2 separate regions of the Homo sapiens genome follow, and region 2 is linked to region 1. Evidence: read pairs that join two places in POLR2A ChIA-PET (ENCODE). Cell type or tissue: CD4-positive, alpha-beta T cell. All regions are shown on one strand. Links, peaks and the distances in the headings refer to the core of each region. The heading gives the core; the rest is flanking DNA. Region 1 overlaps SDCCAG8 (SHH signaling and ciliogenesis regulator SDCCAG8). Region 2 overlaps SDCCAG8 (SHH signaling and ciliogenesis regulator SDCCAG8).

Region 1 (5,381 bases), core at 122-5,121:
AAAGAAAAATCACAAAGAAAAAAATAGATTTTACAATATAAAAATACAAAACTTTTATGCATAAAAAAATCACATTTAAAATATATCATAGGTTTGTGTGAGAGTATTCATTGTAGCATTGTTTCTAGAAACAACCTTTCTTTGCAACCCATAATCTGGAAACTTAACCAAGAAATCTATCAACAGGAGCTTGGTTATGTTACTTATTATTCTGATAATGTGGCTATTTATAAGTGATATTTATTGATCTAAAACTGTGACATATTAGTAACAAAGAGAAAACATTAAAAGTCAGCATGTGTAATGTGATTTCATTTTATAATTTAGAAAAATATTTTGACATGCATACCAACTATTAATATTGGTTATTTCTGGATGGTAGGATCAGGAATGTTTTCTCTGTTCTGTATTCATCCTTTTCCATACTTTCTAAATTTTTAAAATAGATATGTATTTTATTTGTTTTAAATAAATTCATTCTGATTTTGAAAAAAATCATAATAAAACAAAATGTAGATGTCACTGGTGGGGGAGGTTGTGTGTGGAAGGAACAGGGAATATATGGGAGTTCTGTACTTTCTGTCCAGTTTTGCTGTGAACCTAAAACTGCTCTAAAAAATAAAGCTTATTAATTAAAATCAATGTAAACAACAGGAAATTATTTACAAAAATAAGACAAACATTAAAAGCATAATTTAATGAAACACTAACTGCACTCTCCATCAAAATTCCAATTAAAAAGTATAAGAAATATTGAAAATATCTACAGAAGAAACACAAATGATCAATACCATTTATAACATATTCAATTTCACTATTATTCAAAAAATAGCACAACAAAACCAGATACTACCACCAAATATTTACTGCATGCCACCGTATAACAAACAGTGAAATCCATCCTTTACATTCATGATCTCAATTAATCCTATAAGGTACTTGTAAGGGTTTCTTTTCTTTTCTCTGTGAGGTAAACATGAAGTTGAATAATTTGCCTAAGGTCATCCAAGTAGTCAAGCCCAGATATTACTTAGTCCACCTCTAAAGGGGTGGTTCCACCCACCTGTGCAATATTGCCTCTCATGCTTTTTTAAAAAAATCTCACTTCTTTGTAATGTTATTTACTAATATGGCTACATATACAGTTATTAGAAGTTAGTGTAGTACTTCAGCAAGGTAAAACACATCAACACCCTTAAAAGGATTAATCGTCTTGGACCAGCAATTAAGGAAACAATCAAAAATTTAGATTTAGGTACAAAGTTTTTGTTGTATTATTATTCATAAACGGTTAAAAATTGGAAGCATCTTAAAAGCCTAATAATTCTTATACACGCAAATCATTTAATAAAGTTTTGTTTTCAGAGTATTTACTGATATAGAAAAATGTTCATTAGATATCAAATGAAAAAGCAGACGCAAAACTGTATATACGGTATAATCTCAATCACACTATAAATGTACACAGACATACACATGAAAAATGACTGAAGGGAAATATATCAGAGGTAAGAATAGTTATCTCTAGCTGGTAGTGGCACAGGAAATTTTCCTTAATTCTTCTTTGTATTTTCCAAATTCCCTGCATTGAGGATGTCTTACATAATCCCAAAAATATAAATGTTATTTATAAAGTACACATCACTATCAAGTGTGTATTGCAACAATCTTTTTTTCTGCTTCACATTTTTGTTTTTTTCTTTGTTTATAATTGTAATTTGCCTACCAACTTCCATTTTTCAATAAAAATTTGACATATATGCCTGCACATCATCCTTTTTCTGTCTGCAGCTCACGATATGTTCCTAGAACTAGTAGTTTGCAAAGCTCAAAGAGTAAACTTACAAGTTTTCTGTTAGTTAGGAGATACATTTCTGGCATGATTATCCTGTGTCATATAAAAGGATAATTGACTCTAATCCATTTTCATAGAAAATTCAGGCAATTTCTGGCTTTACAGAAGCATGAACTTTCCCCTGTATTTTTATATACCAGTTATGTTGCATAATTGCATTTGCATGAAATATATTTTACTACTATAATTCGGATTAAAATGATAATTGCTTTCAAAGGGAAATACAATATCTTAATTTTTTATTCTTTTAGGTTCTAGTTTGACTTTTGGTAACAATTAGCAGAGGCCAATATCAGTCTCCTCTTGTAGAAAATATAATTTTTATAGTATCCCAACCTAACATCATCTAAACATGCAAAGGAAAAAAACAGTTCAACCGGGTGTGTGTTCTTCACCTCAATTAAACTCACACAGTTGGATACCTACTGTTGCCAAAACAGTAATATAATTTACACATTATAGTCCACACAGTAAAACTACACTAAAAGTCATTTAACAATATTTATAACACCATAAAGTATAGTGTTAAAATATATGAACTGCAATATGTACCAAAATTATAAAATTTGTTTCTCATCATCAGTGATTAAAACCGGGATCATTGCTCTAGCCTCAATACTCACAACCCTGGTGACAGATTAGAATTCAAATCTTAATGATCAATTTACAATTAACAAGATAGAAGTGAAACAAATTAAACCAACCATTATATATAACGAGACCCCATGGACTCCCATTGTTCCTCTTAATTACAAAACGCAAATCACAAATACACAATGGGCAGTGTTAGACATCAGTCCACAAGCCTCACAACCCAGAAAGTGACAATGACAGAAAAGAAAGAAGCAAAACCACATAGACCCTGGTTCTATGCTCTATCCTGTTCTTTTCAGTGTGCAAGAGGTGGAAGCTAAAACCTAGCACACACTTCTCTCCACTCTGTGGCTGGCAGAGGCTCACTCCCTGCCAGCACCCAATCCTTCCAGCTCTCCCAGGCCAGGTGTTAGATAGCACTGCAAACCGCACTGCAACGTTTTACTGCTGATTCATCTAAGCGCGTGGGGAGAGAGAACACTTCCTTCACTTTGATAAAGAAAAATCACAGTTGTACCGAAGATATTTAAATAGCTCCGTTTACCTCCTTCAAAAAACAACCCCATAACTATAATAAGCTCTCAGAGTACTGGGGAATACAGAAGGAAGGATAGCGAAAGTTTATGTGAGCTTCAACTAAAATCAGCCAGAATGTCTGCCTGGTGCCAATTAAAAGCAAAATGGAATTAATTCTCTTGCCTGATGGTCAAAAACAAGCTATACAACATGCACAGAATCGGCAGTTCATTTTAAGTTTTAAAATGGGACGTGCCATTCACAAACCCCGGGGTTACAGACACCACTACGTGCAGTGTGGAGTACACAGAGCGCGCAAACTACTGTGCTAATCACTATGGAGGCTTCCAGAAAACAGAAGCAGTCGTCACTGCCATAATGCGACTTACGGTCTCCTTGGGGAGAAAACACATACAACAGACACACACACGGAGGTACCATTTCAAAACATTTTCACAGAGCAACAGAGCAGCCTAGCATGAAGCTGGGGCAGAGAGTAAGGGCGTACGTGCACGCCGAGCCCATGCTCTCAGCTTTCCCGTCATTCTGCATGGGCTTCAGTCAAATGACTAGATCTGTGAGTTTAAAATCTTGTTTTAAATGGTAGGAATCTATTTGTTTAGTTGGTATTTTGAAAAACAAGACTCTTAGAGTAATGTTGCTAGTAACAGAGGAAGGAAAAATATGTCTTAATTATTGCTCAATACAAAATAAATACACTTACTTTTCAAGAAGAATTTTACTGTAATACTCTGAGGAAAAGCTGGACCAAAATTACCATATGGATTGCATAAGTATAAATTTGGAGACTGAGTTTCCACAATGACAAAACTTTAGAAACTCCAAGATTTTCCTTACCTCAAAGCACAGGGAAAATTATTTATCCCAATAGTTTGGCATGGGGTATGCAGAGGCACACTCCTGGAGGGCTTCTTCAGAGTTTACTACATTAATAATTTGTATTTTAAAAGAAGCAGTTTAAGCCCTTCAAGTTTTATAGGTGGTTTCAAAGCAGAAGGTAACATCAAAATGGAATGTAAAACTTAACATGAATGAGTTATTGAAAATGTCATAGTAAGAAGCCAGGGAGAAATGAAACTGGAACTAAAAGAAATTAAGAACAAACAACCCTAAAATCAAAATTTGTCCTATTCACTACCTTCTTGTGAGGCACACAAAATGCACTTTTCGTAAGTTTTAGGGGCGCTTGAGAGTTTTAAAAATAGTAAGTAACAATTTATCAAGTGTTTACTACTTGCCAGGCCTTGGTTGAGTCAAATTGTAAACTTAGAGTAGGTGCCTGCTTTAATTCATCAGAGTTACAAAATACAACTAGATCCACATTTTCCTGATCTGGCTGTTTTAAAAAGGCTTTCATTGTGGCATAGACTTATGTCCGTCGGAAAATGACAGTCAGACTTTCCCTGGCAAAGACAATAGCTATGTAAAGTGATACCCAAATTACCAGTCAAGACCCTTAAAAATGCCACCAGTGAAAATAATAGCAGCTACTGTGTATTACTATGTGTCAGGCACTGTGCTAGGCACTTGATACGTGTATGTATGCGTATCTATATACACAATTCTAATTCCCATAACAATCCTGCAGTGTGGCTTTAGAAATGTTTTTACAGAAGGAGAAGCTGAGGTTTGGGGAAATGAGGCCATGTACCCAAGGTTACAAAGCTCCAAGTGGGAGAGTGAGATTCAAACCTAGTTCCTCTGAATTGCCATGTGTTCTTTACTGCACACTGTCAGCCATCAACAATGGGACAGACTGGCATCAGAAGTCAGATCAGGAGGTGCGAATAGCACCACACCTATTTGTTTCATTCATTCATCATTTATTCATTAAATGCCATCTATGTCAGATACAAAAGAATACATCCAATTTACAAAGTACTGTTCAGGAGCTGGAGGAATGAGAAGCAGGAGGAGCAATAGAGGTTCTGAGTTAGACCAGTACAGGCTAAGATGACAGATCTAGAGGAGGAAAAAGAGGGCCTAGGGGCACAGAGTAAGTTAACCGTTACATGCCAAGGACGCTTACTTCTCCACGGAAATTTAAAGGTGAATTTTTCCTTCCCAAACTTTCTCATCATAACTACTGTGGCTTGAATTTTCTTTAGCAATAGATGTAAAATACTGTAATTACCATAAGAAAGAACGTATACTTTGGAACCAGAAATACCTATGTTAGAACCGTAGCTCTCCCACTCACCAGTTATTTAAACAGTTTTGGTTTCCTTATCTGGAAGATAATAATTCCTGCCTCAAGTTGTGGTGAGAATTAAATAACATACCAAGCACCTTTTTGTCTCTTTTATATAATAAATTTCCCTAATTAGGTCTCCTTGGAGAGCAAGATCACTAATCATTCACAAACCAATTTTAGACCTAATACATTTATATAAAA
Region 2 (5,381 bases), core at 143-5,142, 70 kb before region 1:
ATCCACAGAGAAGGCCGCCTTGCAGACATGAAGTGGGACGTTCCGTAAGACAGCATCTCGAGCTGGACTTGGCGGGGAGAGGGAGGCGGCCCCGCACAGGCCAGGGAGGCCCCAGCACACATGAGGCCGGGGTGGAGGCCCTGGCTCTGCGGTGCCACCTGTCCTCCCCAGGGCGCACCCAAGCCCAAGGGTTCCTTCCCAACCGTGGGGTCTGAGTTTGTCATCTTCCAGCTTTCTCAAGTCCCCTGAGTCATGAGAACTTCCTCTACACACAGGCAGGTCTGTGTTTTATATGAACCATGTTTCCATGGTAAATAGATTTTAAGAATTCCCAAAGGACAGACAGTGTCACCAACAGCAGAGAGTGGAGCCTCTGGCTGCCTCATGTTTGAAAGTGTTAAAAATAAAGACAACACTGACATTTGGGGTTGTAATGTGACGGAATTACAGTCTTTTAAAGGCAAGAACCACTTATCTACACTACATGCAATATTCAGTGTTTTGTTCACTTGTCTAATTGGATTAAAATATTTAGCTCCCTTTAAAATCTTGATTGTGAATTTATATTGTGAAATGTAATGTCTGACTCAGGAAGCAATAAGTAGAGTGAATGTATCTGAAGGAATATAAAATTCAATTGACTTTTCTCCCATGATTCTTATTCTGAAAGTACTCACTCTTGGACAAAGTGAACTGTTAACGGAAGAGCAAGTCTGGCTAAAATGAAGCCCTATGCGCTTTTCAATATTAATTATACACGGGGCGCTCAGTCAAAAAACAAAAAGTTTAACTGTCTGCTGTTGGAGGTGTTTGGGGAAGTTTCTCCGAAGGTCGCGAGATGCTTATGTTAGACATGCAGCACCCAGGGTCTTGTGTCATTTTTTAAAAACACTCAGGCAGCAGGGAGTTAATGACATTTTAGCTGCATATGTTCAAGTTTATTTAAAAAAATATGCAAGTCACTTTGGTTGACAGTGTCTTGTACACAGTTTTGAAAGAATCAGGGCAAACTTTAACAGAGTCAGTTTTTATTTGAAAAATATTTTCTGGGAATGTATCAGTGTTTATTTTTGAGACTGACAATTCGGGTGAAAATCAGGATAAAAACAAAAAAACAACAATTTGGTTGAAATCAAATTGTTTGTTTTCATCTATTTAGAATTCTTTCCAAAAAATCTTGGTTCAGGAGGAGGCTTTTTAATTTATTTTATTCAATGTATTTGCTGTTCTATTCAAGCGCCATCTGTCTTACAGGTAGCTAACTTTGTGGTAGCTCCTAAGTCAGCTGGGCGAGGCCCCCAGGGCTCCTGGAAGGACCACAGTAAATTAGGTGACACCTCCAAGGCCTAACATGGGCAGCCTGCAGCAGCTCCGCCTTGCAGCCAGGCCTCCCTCGGCAGGGAGTCTTGCTCCCTGAGAGCTGTCACTTTTCTAGAACCTCCCTTCTCCCTTTGCTTCCAGTTGCAATGGGCCTTTCCTCCCTTCATCATCTTCTGTGTCTCTGTGTCCCCTGCTTGTTTTCGGCTCTCTTCTATGAGTCCTTTGGTATAATGAGATAATGTCGATGATCTTGAATATAATCACATATGGCTGCTGGATCCATGCACAAGTTTAAATCAAATTAGAAAGTAAATTCACTGCCAAGAATGCTTAAAAGTCATAGGGCCAACTGATTAACCACTGACAAGTCAGTTTCCGACTCTGTTTTCTAAACTGTAAGTGATTCATATGAGGGGACTAAAAGGGAATCACTCCCCAGATTGAACACTGCAGACAGAACCAAGCAGCCTGCTCAGGATACGACGGCTACCAGAAAATGCAAGTCAGCCAAAACCGTATTCATTACCAAATAAGAAAGCAGACACAGAAAATCATCTTGATGGTTGAGACCATCCTCTAAGTGGACAGATAATTTCTGTTTTCCCCTGTCCCAGATGCCATTCTCCCCAAGACTCATGTTTCCTCACCAGCTGGCTCCAACCTTCCTAGCCAGATGTTAGAGCCCCCAGGCTCTGGGCCGCAGACCCCTGACCCTGCTCCAAGCTGTCAGGCCCTGCCCAAACTCCCCTGAGACCCACCACCCTCACCCCGAATCCCCCTCCCCCCACCCCCACCACCAAGGTTTCAGCCTCCCCCAGCCAGGGCCTGCCTCTCAAGAGGGCGAGAGTGCGACTACCCAGCCCAGTCTCAAACAAAAGACAGGCCAGGGTGTGTGTCTGGAGGCCCTGACCCTCCCGGAATACAGAGTGTGGGGAACTGCATCTAGGCAAAGCTGGGCTAGTGCTTCAGTGTCTGTTTCTCCACAAGGACAAGTAAGAGCCATTTCATGACATTTAAAAGCTATTTTCTTGAAGTTGTTTCCGAACCCAGGTGAGGCAGGAGATCAATAATGCCATTATTTGTAGTCACCCTAAACTAAGAACAAGCCAAGAGGCCGGGCAAAGCTCATGCCTGTAATGCCAGCACTTTGGGAGGCCAAGGTGGGCAGATCACCTGAGGTCAGGAGTTCGAGACCAGCCTGGCCTACGTGGAGAAACCCAGTCTCTACTAAAAATACAAAATTAGCCAGGCGTGGTGGCAGGCACCTGTAATCCCAGCTACTTGGGAGGCTGAGGCAGGAGAATTGCTTGAACCCAGGAGGCAGAGGTTGCAGTAGGCCAAGACCATGCCATTGTACTCCAGCCTGGGCGACAAGAACAAAACTCATCAAAAAAAAAAAAAAAAAAAAAAACAGCTGGGCGCAGTGGCTCACGCCTGTAATCCCAGCACTTTAGGAGGCTAAGGTGGGCGGATCATTTGAGGTCAGGAGTTCAAGACCAGCCTGGCCAACATGGCGAAACCCCGTTTCTATTAAAAATACAAAAAAATTAGCTAGGTGTGGTGGTGGGTGCCTGTAATCCCAGCTACTTGGGAGCCTGAGGCAGGAGAATCACTTGAAGCCGGGAGGCGGAGGTTGCAGTGAGCAGAGATTGCACCACTGTACTCCAGTCCGGGTGACGGAGCAAGACTCCGTCTCAAAAAAAAAAAAAAAAAAAAAAAAGCCAAGAAACGAGCCGAGAGCTTGAGCCAGTGCCCTGAGTCCTGCCCACCGCAGACAGCGCCGGGGAGCGGGGAGGATGGGGGTTCTCGTGGCCAAAAGCATCCATGTGGCAGCTACCACTACCAGGGGCTCCCTCTGCCAGCCATGTTGTTGTGAGTGTTTCAGAATTCAAGCAGAAACAATTAGAATAATGAAGCCTGCCAACAGGCTAGACACTTCCTGTTGGAGGCCACAGGCCAGCCTGAGCCCCACCACCAGGGGCAGCGGGGCTCAGGACCCAGGACAGGGAGGGAAGGAAAGGGGTGGACTTTGCTTTGGAACCATTGCCCGACCCATTCTCTTCTGGGTATTAAGTGGACAGAGATGTTTAGAGTTTGACATGCAAAATTAAGTTAAGCTTAACTCATCCAGGCTGAGAAAACGGAAGCCTTTAGTTAAACCATCTCTAACCCGGACATGAGGACAGCTCTAACCCTCAGCTGCCCAAGATCTGGACCCACAGGCCACTCCAGGAAAACAGAGAGGGTGGCTGAGCACTCCGGAGCCCTCAGGCGGCACCGCATCCAAAATACCTGCTCGAACCTACAGCAGCCTCGCCCACATCATGGCTCAGCAGAAGCCTAACTCACAACTCAAGCTGATTCCATGACAAGAAGGCATCGCAGAGGCTGAAGCCCACTGACAGCCCCTACCTAGAGGTGAAGGCCAGGCTTAGCCAGAAAAAGCAGGCTCTGGGTTTAGATATTCAGCAGAGAGCTTGCAAACCTGGATCCCTGCCTCCTCTCTGACCACTAGTATTTGCAACTGAAAGCCAACATTCCCTCTACCAAATTTCTTTTGTCATGTTCATATTAAAATAACTCCAAGTGTAATATTTGAATCTGAAAGGCCGCTTTAGAGATGAGCCAGATGGGCCAGTATCAGATAGCACAGGAATGGGCAAATCATTGCTGTTGCTTCAGGCAAAAGAAGAAAGAAAGACCTGCTAGTTTTTCTGAGGATTTTTTGAGGTTTGGGGTTTTTTTAATGCGTTTTGTGAAAATTTTGCAACTCATTTGGCAATAGCCAGATTTTTAAAGCCCTGGAAGAAGCTTCTAAGCATCGGTGATCCATGTTAAGATCTAAGTGTGCTGTAAAGCAGGCAGATGGGGAGTTAAAAGGCAAAGCCCACGTTCTCCTGATCTAGTCCAGAGCCCAAAGGAAGCTGCCGTGTGCTCCAGCTTCCACGGAAGACTCCCCACAACCTGAGGTCTGACAGAGTTCTTGGCTTTAGAGGCTGAAGATTCACTCATGCCAGGAGTCACGGTCCCTCCCTCCTATGTGACAAGAGCCTAGTCACCTGCCAGGAGACCTAGTGGCTCCAGTGGTCCTGATCTTTGGCTGGCCAGGCCTAAAGCAGGTGCTGCTGGGGCCCTCCCTGGGGACCTGCCCACAGGGCTGGGTTCTGGGCTGGGTCTGGTGGAGGATGAGGGGGTCATCCTGAAAGCAGAGGGGAGGGGAGTGGCACTGGTCCCACAGCTGCTGCTCTGCAGGCCTCTGCCTTCCCTGAACCTCTCCCAGGACCCTCTGAAGATGAGGGAGAAAGGAAACACCCTCACACGTCCTCAGCCTGTGTGCCCAAGGGCCCGTGGGGCATCCCGCCTGCACTCAGCACTCCCAGTAGCCCGTGAAGCCAGGCGTGCACCATGCCCACTGTGCAGAGGAGAAACTGAGGCTGGAAAAAGGCTTAAGTTACTTGTCCGAAGCGGGGGCAGGGGATTCAGCACAGTGACACAACCTGGAATAATTCTCTGTTCTTTCCAGCTCCAAACACTTCAGAGGTTTTCAAAATGTAGTGTCGTCCAGAATCATCCCAACAGCTTGGCAAAATTCAGGTTCCAGGGCCCTGCCATGGAGCGTGCCAGGTGAGGCCTCGCCTCCTAGATTAGCTGTGGCAGTGCGGCTGTGGCTCGGACTTTGAGCGGCCCGCTCCCCCACAGTCCCTGGGAGCAGTCTCAGAAGCATGGGGACAGTAGAGGCATTTCCACCTCCAGGCCTTAGCTCCGTGGCGCCTGGGTGTGCTCATTTACTGTCTGTGAACACATGTTTGGCAGAGGGATTTTGGACCGAGTGGGAAAAGTCAGTACTTACAGGTTCCTTGAGCACAGGGTCATTTTGTGAGGAGAATGAGACTCCTCTTCGTTTTCATTTCCAGATGCATTTTTCATATTAATCATTCCAAGCACTTACTGCCTGAAGTCCCCAGGGCACTCACAGAGCACCTGGGTGCAATCCTAATTAAAGGCGGAGGCCTTGGTCAGCCCACGGACCACCTCATTATCCTAACAAACTGCTTGACGGG

What was found. ChIA-PET counts read pairs that join two places held together with the same protein. Peaks named below come from ENCODE experiments on the same cell type or tissue, not always from the same donor. Only the 100,000 strongest peaks of a DNase experiment are listed, where the experiment ranks them.
Region 2: POLR2A ChIA-PET joins it to region 1 with 5 read pairs; 3 of 35 experiments call an interaction of 5 or more read pairs at or near these places.

What each region holds. Positions count from the first base shown.
Region 1 is chr1:243,419,459-243,424,839 of GRCh38, reverse strand. The region is part of intron 15 of SDCCAG8 (SHH signaling and ciliogenesis regulator SDCCAG8); the gene reads right to left. Among named protein-coding and RNA genes, the nearest start is that of MIR4677, 76 kb to the right of the region's middle. In CD4-positive, alpha-beta T cell, for the core only: no CTCF peak of the experiment used is centred there; a DNase peak (open chromatin) is centred at 2,849; H3K4me3 peaks cover 869 bases.
Region 2 is chr1:243,489,955-243,495,335 of GRCh38, reverse strand. The region is part of intron 17 of SDCCAG8 (SHH signaling and ciliogenesis regulator SDCCAG8); the gene reads right to left. It also overlaps a transcript of AKT3 not described here. Among named protein-coding and RNA genes, the nearest start is that of MIR4677, 150 kb to the right of the region's middle. RefSeq lists enhancers at 4,450-4,973, 4,974-5,381. In CD4-positive, alpha-beta T cell, for the core only: no CTCF peak of the experiment used is centred there; no DNase peak of the experiment used is centred there.